Linked DNA regions of Homo sapiens: region 1 is linked to region 2. A link is a contact called in ENCODE Hi-C data. All regions are on one chromosome and are shown on one strand. The core of a region is the stretch at or near the end of the contact, and the rest is flanking DNA. Distances in the headings are between cores, read along the strand shown.

Region 1 (3,452 bases), core at 546-3,045, 830 kb after region 2:
AGAAAAAAAATAGTCGCCAAAGTTATTTTATTTTGATTTATAATTTTTACAGATGCAGGCAACATGCTTCCGGTCAGAGCTAATGAAATGGAGGCCGAATTAGAGCGTTGGCTTTAGGAATGGGAATTCAGTGCCTGTTCTGGTTCTTCTCTCCACAATTATCAGCAAAAGCAAAGGTTTAGAAAAGAGACATTACCTTTAATATACTTAGAAACAATCTCACAGCCATTTCCTAGAATGAAAGAACATTAAAACCTTTCAATTTGATGACCAACTTAACAAGGGGTAAAAGAAATAAATGTTGGAGAACAGGAAACAGGTTCTTCCTTTTTACTCCCATACATGTTAAATACTGTTCATAGAGTCACAAAAATCGTTTACCCCTTACAGAAACCTGGAACCAGAAGGCGCTTCAGAAAGCAAGTGGTACAAAAACTTTCACCGTATAGGCAAGAAAATTGGGACCCACTGGCCGTGACTCGGCCCAGGCTACAGAGTCAAAACCAGAACCTTGACATTCTGAAATCAGGTTCATTGCTGTCATCATTGTTCCATGCTGAGAGTTTTCTTAGGAAAAAGAATAAAGTGGGGGAATCTTTCCAAAATTGTGACTATGGAGCTCGAAAGTACAGATTTAAATCTTGAGTTAACAGACCATACAGGTTTTACTTAAGAGATATTCAAGCAAACTCATTTAAATAACTCCTCCAACCTAACTCCAAAAAGGCTTTCTTGGCAGTCTTGGATCAATGGCAATTAAACTTCCAGCCTAGAGCTGGAAATAACAAACACCAAACGTAAACACCATCTTTCACATTCTCAATGTTCTCCTTGTCTCTCTACCTAGTCTGCTCTTTTCTGAAAACAACTGGGACACATTCACTCCAACTTGACTTGCCATAGGCCTAGTCTATGATAGGGTTCATAATAACATCCTTCAACATAGCGTTGCAAGAGCTGGCGCTGTTTCTTTGGGTATGGCCACAATTGCCTCTGCACCTTGTGTGTATTACACACACTGTATTCCATGCCAACGAAAGGGTAAGATATGGCTGCATTATTTAGGGCTAAGTGCTAAATAAATAATGAACAGCTAACCATTAGCAGATCTAGTAGTCGATTTCTTACCCTACTCTCTTCCTGCAATCAGCTTTCCTAACCATGCCTAGCTCCAATCTTACTGGGTAACACAGACGGTGCCAGCACAGTCAACAGCCATATCTAAGCCTTTCCTCTGGGGTCCATAAAAACAAAACTCCCGAGGAGCTGTGGGGGTGCACCGTGGCCAGGATCGTCGCCGAATACAGCCCGCACACGTCGCAGCTTTAAATAAGTAGGGCCGTGGGGCCCGGCGCTCCCTTCCATCCTTGGACGGAATGTATCTTCTCTTCCTACGCCTTCACCTCCGAGGGGTAAGGTCTCGTGAGATACAATATGCAGAGGCCAGTTTTGGGGCGAGCCGGAGGCCGGGCGCGTCTAACCTGCGGGGAAGGGAAAGCGGAGGGTAAGGCAAGGGCTGCTGTAGGCGCCAGACAACAGGGACTCTCCGAACCGGAAGTGCCCCGCGTCGCCATGGCTACAGGCGCTCCCAGCAGAACCCGTAGCGTTCCGTTCCCATGGCAACGGTATTGTCTCCTTGGCCGGACCTGGGCTGCGGAAGGTAACTGGGGACGTCGCAGGCTGTGCAGCTTTCGCGAGGCACCGCTTTGGCGCCCGGACCGAGGTGCGCCAGGGTCAGGAGGCCGACGCAGCGGGAGGAAGCCGCGCCGTCGGGCTCAGGGAGCTGGGAGGCTGGTTCCGGGGCGTGGTTTCTCCGCCTTGAGCCAGGTGCCCTTTGCGCACTCGCGCGTTCTCTTAGAGCCTCCGCGGCAGAGAGGCTCTCAGAGCTCGACCTGCGGCGTCAGGGCTTACAGACTTGCCGCAGAACCACAGCGGGAAAAGAGGAGCGATTCGTCCTTGAGGGGCTCAGGGCCGTGCGGAACGTCATAGGAACAGAGTCCGGGAGTTTGAGAGATCAGAACTCTTTGCTGTGGGCATAGTGTTTAAAGTGGAGGTTAAAAAGAGAAATTAGTGACTCTCCCTTTCTGATTTTCGGATAATGGATGCTCTGGAGCCTGGGTCAGAAAGCCACTCAGGGCTCGGTGGGAATTAGTGATTCTGGAGGGTGAAAGGAGAGGCGACTTGGTGGATGTTAACATTCAATAAGTAACTGCGTTCGATTTGGGTTTGATTTAAGCGACTGGCATAGCCTTCCTTGAGAGTTGAATTTCACAAATACTGTATTTAGAAATCACATTTTTCGTTTTGTGCTTCCGAGGTTTCTCCTATCATCTAACAGCAACAACTAAAACAGACACATGAATTTCATTTTATTGTTTTATTTTATTTTGAGACGGAGTCTCGCTCTGTCGCCCAGGCTGGAGTGCAGTGGCGCGATCTCCGCCTCCCGGGTTCAAGCGATTCTCCTGCCTCAGCCTCCCGAGTAGCTGGAACTACAGGCGTGCACCACCACAGCCGACTATATTTTGTATTTTTAGTAGAGACGGGGTTTCACCCTGTTGGCCAGGCTGGTCTCGAACTCCTGAACTCGGGTGATCCACCCGCCTCGGCTTCCCACAGTGCTGGGATTACAGGCGTGAGCCTCTGTACCCGCCTCGTGACCCCTGTACTAGAATCTGCTATTAATTAGTGAAATGACCCCGGGGGGGGGGGGGAAAGCAGAATTAACCAATACACTGGCTGTGCTTCGTTTACCACTGAGAGTTGGTTGCTTTGCTTAAATCCAACACGCCGTCAGACCTGCAAAAACAATATCTGAGTTAAGTAGGTGACCATAGTTTTGATGACCCAGGAACTGTAAATGTGCTTGCTTTGAGACATAAAGGCCAGGGATTTTGGAGAAGTAGGGTGGAGTTGAAATTAGGGGAAAGAAATTTAACTTAGACATTTAATTTGGCAAATGTCTGTTTTCCAGCGGTCTCCATATCTAAGTATGCGTAGTCTGTGGATTTAGGATGGGTTATATATTTGAGCAGTTTTAGTTTAATGTTAATAGCAAACCAGAGGGGGAAAATAGAACAGACACCCAGCCTTTTCTCTCAAAGCTGACCTTACCTGATTCTTGGTAGGAAGAAGATGCAAGCCAGCCCCATCCGTATCCCAACTGTTAGCAATGACATCGACTGGGATTTCTGCTTCCATATGTAAGTATCACAGCATTTTGACATCACAGGTACTTACTGGGCTGAAACACTGGGACCTCCTGCTTAAGGCAAACCTGGGTGAGGAGCTTTGCATGAGAAGCGTTCACGACCAGCCTGACCAACATGGTGAAACCCCGTCTCTACTAAAAATACAAAAATTAGCTGCGCGGTAGTGGCACGCGACTGTAATCCCAGCTACTCGGGAGGCTGAGGCAGGAGAATAGCTGAACCCGGAGGCAGAGGTTGTGG
Region 2 (3,219 bases), core at 606-3,105:
TTCTCTTTTTCTATACCGCATCAGTGTTTACCACATCCCACCTTAGCTGCACTTGCTTGTACATGCATACACTTATCTTCCCTATCAGCTCATGAGCTCCTCCTGCAGAATTTACACCTGATGTTTCCACAGGCGCTAAAGTGCCTAGCATCAGTACCTTCACGAAAAAGTTTAGCACCCATCTGTAGAAAGAGTGGTTAGTGACAATAGCACCTGAGAGTTTTTAAGCTATCAACAAGTATAGTATTTATAGCACAAACCCCAGGTAACCAGCACCTGAAATTTCCTGGGATTAAAAGTAATCAAAATTACATAATAAACTCACTATCTTTACCTTCCTAAGGCTAAAATAAATCACAGAAAACCTCTAGTCATCTACCTAAACACCAGTCACAACTCCTCACCCGGAGGCTATATCCGTATTCCCAGCCGACCTTCCTCCTAATTACAAGACCTTGGACAAGCCTCCCTCATCTTAAATGGAGCATTCTTAAATTATTACATAATCTTAATTATTAAATCATTATTGTTACAAGCCTCAAATACAGCTGTGAGGGTTAAATGAGTTAACGCATTTAAATAAGCCGGCTGTGCCGTAGGCATTCATTCATTCACCATTTACCGATTTCCCACTATAGACCAGGCAATGCTTTGGATTTCTACTTGAACAAAGTTATTCTGGCAGCTGTCTGAGAATCCACTGGAGTGATACCAGCCCCAAACACCAGTTTTTAAAAGGCTGTCACACCAGTGTCAAGGCAGTTGCAGCAGGTATGGAGAGAAATAGTCCGAGTGGGCTAAGGAGCAAAATGACTGTATTGATGATCATTGAAATTGGATGTGAAAGGAAGACTGGAGTCCATGATGAAGTACAAGTTTGAGATTCAGGCATTCACTGAAATAAATAATACAGAAGGTGGAGATGCTGTTTTAGAAGGAAGAAGGAAAGGCTCATTTTGGGATTTGTGGAAGCTGCCTGGCGGGCAGCCTTGACGGCGATGCCCAGGACCTGTGTATGCCAGCGTCTGCCGCTCTGAAAGGGGGAAGTCTACAAAAAGGTGAAAATGATGGGAATGGGTAACTGGGCTTCAGGGAGCAGATGCTGAGACTTAGAACGCCAGCATTTCAGGCAGGGAGGAGCGTTAGCCTGGGCCCGTGGATGGCTTGAGGGTACAGCACTCCAAAACGGTAGCCGAATGACCGCCTATATGCAGTTTTCCAGGAAGGGAATCCTATGGCTTTCATTAGATTCTCACAGGGTTCAAGACCCTCAATTAATTAAGAAAGGCAAATACGGAACGTTTCTTAGAAAAAAAAGGAGGAATTTGGGAAGGAGTCAGAGAGGCAAAAGGAGAAACCGGGCAACAGCAGTATCTCAGAACCCAAGTTTTGGACAATCCAGTTTGGGAAGAATGATCACTAACAATACCCTAGGAGGCAAAAATCTGGAAGGCTGGGGCCGACAAGGGTTCTTGCGGCAACAGGGCAAAGGTGTGGCGGGTGCAGCCTCGATCGAACGGCCAGGCCCCTCCCCTCCGCGGGAACTTCCCGAGAGCAGCCCGCGGGGCCCGGGCTCACCGCGGCGGAAGGGCTCCAGCAGCACATCCGACCGCTTGCACAGACGCCGCAGCACGGCGGCTCCCCGCGGCTGCTTCAGGTCCAGCACTAGCGAGCGCTTGCCCCGGCCCAAGCGGCTCACGTCGTAGCGGGAGCCGGGCCGGTCCACGCGTACCACACGCGCCCCGAAGTCAGCCAGGACCATAGCACAGAACGGGCCCGGGGCCAGGCCGGACAGCTCCACGACCGAGATGCCCTGCAGTGCCATGGCGCTTCCCAGTGCCCCGCTGAAGGAAACTGAGCAGCCCTTAGCCCCAGCCCAGCAGCCTGCAAGAAGCCCTCCCAATCCCCGGCGCCACGCCCCCAGCCGCGGCGCCGCGCCCCAAAGGCACCACCCCCGTCCCTCTTTTGCGGGCCTGCGCAAGCCCGCGGAGTCTGCGCACTGGGCGCTTCCCCACCCCCGGCCTCCCGGGACCGCCAGTGCCAAATGCAGTAGGTTGCTTTCCTTTTTGTGCAACCTAAATTCCTGAGTCTTAAATTGCAGGGACTGACCTTTGGAGCTCCTGCCTGTTACCGTCCTCTCTGGACGCTTTTATTGTACCAGGGCGATCCCCAGCCCAACTGTACCATTCGAGTCCCTACTCCTGCCTTGCTCTAGGGAAATAAAATAACGTAAACACGTAAGAACAATGCGAAAGCGTTTTCTTCCCTAGGCTGCAGATTGTCTTCTTCACCGCCCCTGCTTAGCTAGCTAGCTAGCTGGGAATTTAATCCAGAAACGGCTTGCGATACCTCCTAGATGCACTCGTTTTGAGTTACAAACTCCGCGGATTACATGTCTTTTTAAAAAAGTTTAGACTACACTAGGAAAATTATTTTAGTATCAGAAGAATATCAGGGGTGTAGTACTCATCAGAGCTAAATGAGAGCGCTTTAAAAATGTTAGTTTGTCTTCCGCCATTTCTACAGAAAGCTGCAATTTCAGGTTTTCAACCTAATAGGTGATATTTAAGAAAAAAAAAAAGCAATCGCAAATAGCCCCACTGCTTTTACAAATCATTTTTTCTCTTCTAGGTATAGCCTGTCAGGTGGCCTAATGTAATTTTTGACATCTCTAGGAATTTTAATAGAACCAGAAATGGGTGCCAGAGATATGCCTGCACTAATCTTAAGTGGGGATTTATGTATTTCTCAAGCAAGTGATTAAAGCAAAACTAGGCACGATTGAAATCAAGATCTTTTAGGCAAGAAAGTCATGATGAGTTTTAGAATTATTTTAGGACTCTGTGGCTTTCTCTTCATAGAAATAGAAAAAAAAATTGTATAAAACCACAAAAGGTCCTGAATAGCCAAAGCAACACTGAACAAAAAGAACAAAGCAGGAAGCAACACACTACCAGAATTCAAATTATACTACCAAGGTGTAGTAACCAAAACAGCATTCTATTGGCATAAAATAGACACAAAGACCAATGGAACAGAATAAAGAACCCCAAAATAAATCCATATATTTACAGCCAGCTGATTATCAATAAAAACACCAAGAACATATATTAAGGACATTCTATTCAATAAGTAGTGCTGGAAAAACTGGAAATCCATATGCAGAAGAATGAAACTAGACCCCTATCCCTCACCATACACAAAAATCAACTCAGAATG

What was found. Hi-C counts contacts between places; a loop is a spot of excess contacts on that map. Pooled maps may share reads with other maps.
Region 1: a loop to region 2 is called in a map of CD4-positive, alpha-beta T cell, with 6 times the contacts of the local background. The contact joins the promoter of TTC23L-AS1 here to the promoter of AMACR in region 2. A Hi-C loop is called at or near these places in 3 of 168 maps with a recorded cell type or tissue (CD4-positive, alpha-beta T cell and naive thymus-derived CD4-positive, alpha-beta T cell), 2 of 37 single-sample maps with no recorded cell type and 14 of 50 pooled maps.

Annotation. Positions count from the first base shown.
Region 1 is chr5:34,837,537-34,840,988 of GRCh38, forward strand. TTC23L-AS1 (TTC23L antisense RNA 1) reads right to left here and starts at 1,796. Exons shown (of 2, transcript NR_183259.1): 1 at 1,647-1,796; 2 at 11-1,481. TTC23L (tetratricopeptide repeat domain 23 like) reads left to right here and starts at 1,628. Exons shown (of 11, transcript NM_144725.4): 1 at 1,628-1,723; 2 at 3,129-3,203. The coding sequence starts at 3,136. RefSeq lists an enhancer at 1,918-2,027.
Region 2 is chr5:34,006,195-34,009,413 of GRCh38, forward strand. It overlaps AMACR (alpha-methylacyl-CoA racemase), which reads right to left and starts at 1,856. Exons shown (of 5, transcript NM_014324.6): 1 at 1,579-1,856. The coding sequence starts at 1,825. All of the region lies in intron 6 of C1QTNF3-AMACR (C1QTNF3-AMACR readthrough (NMD candidate)), which reads right to left. RefSeq lists a silencer at 1,993-2,072.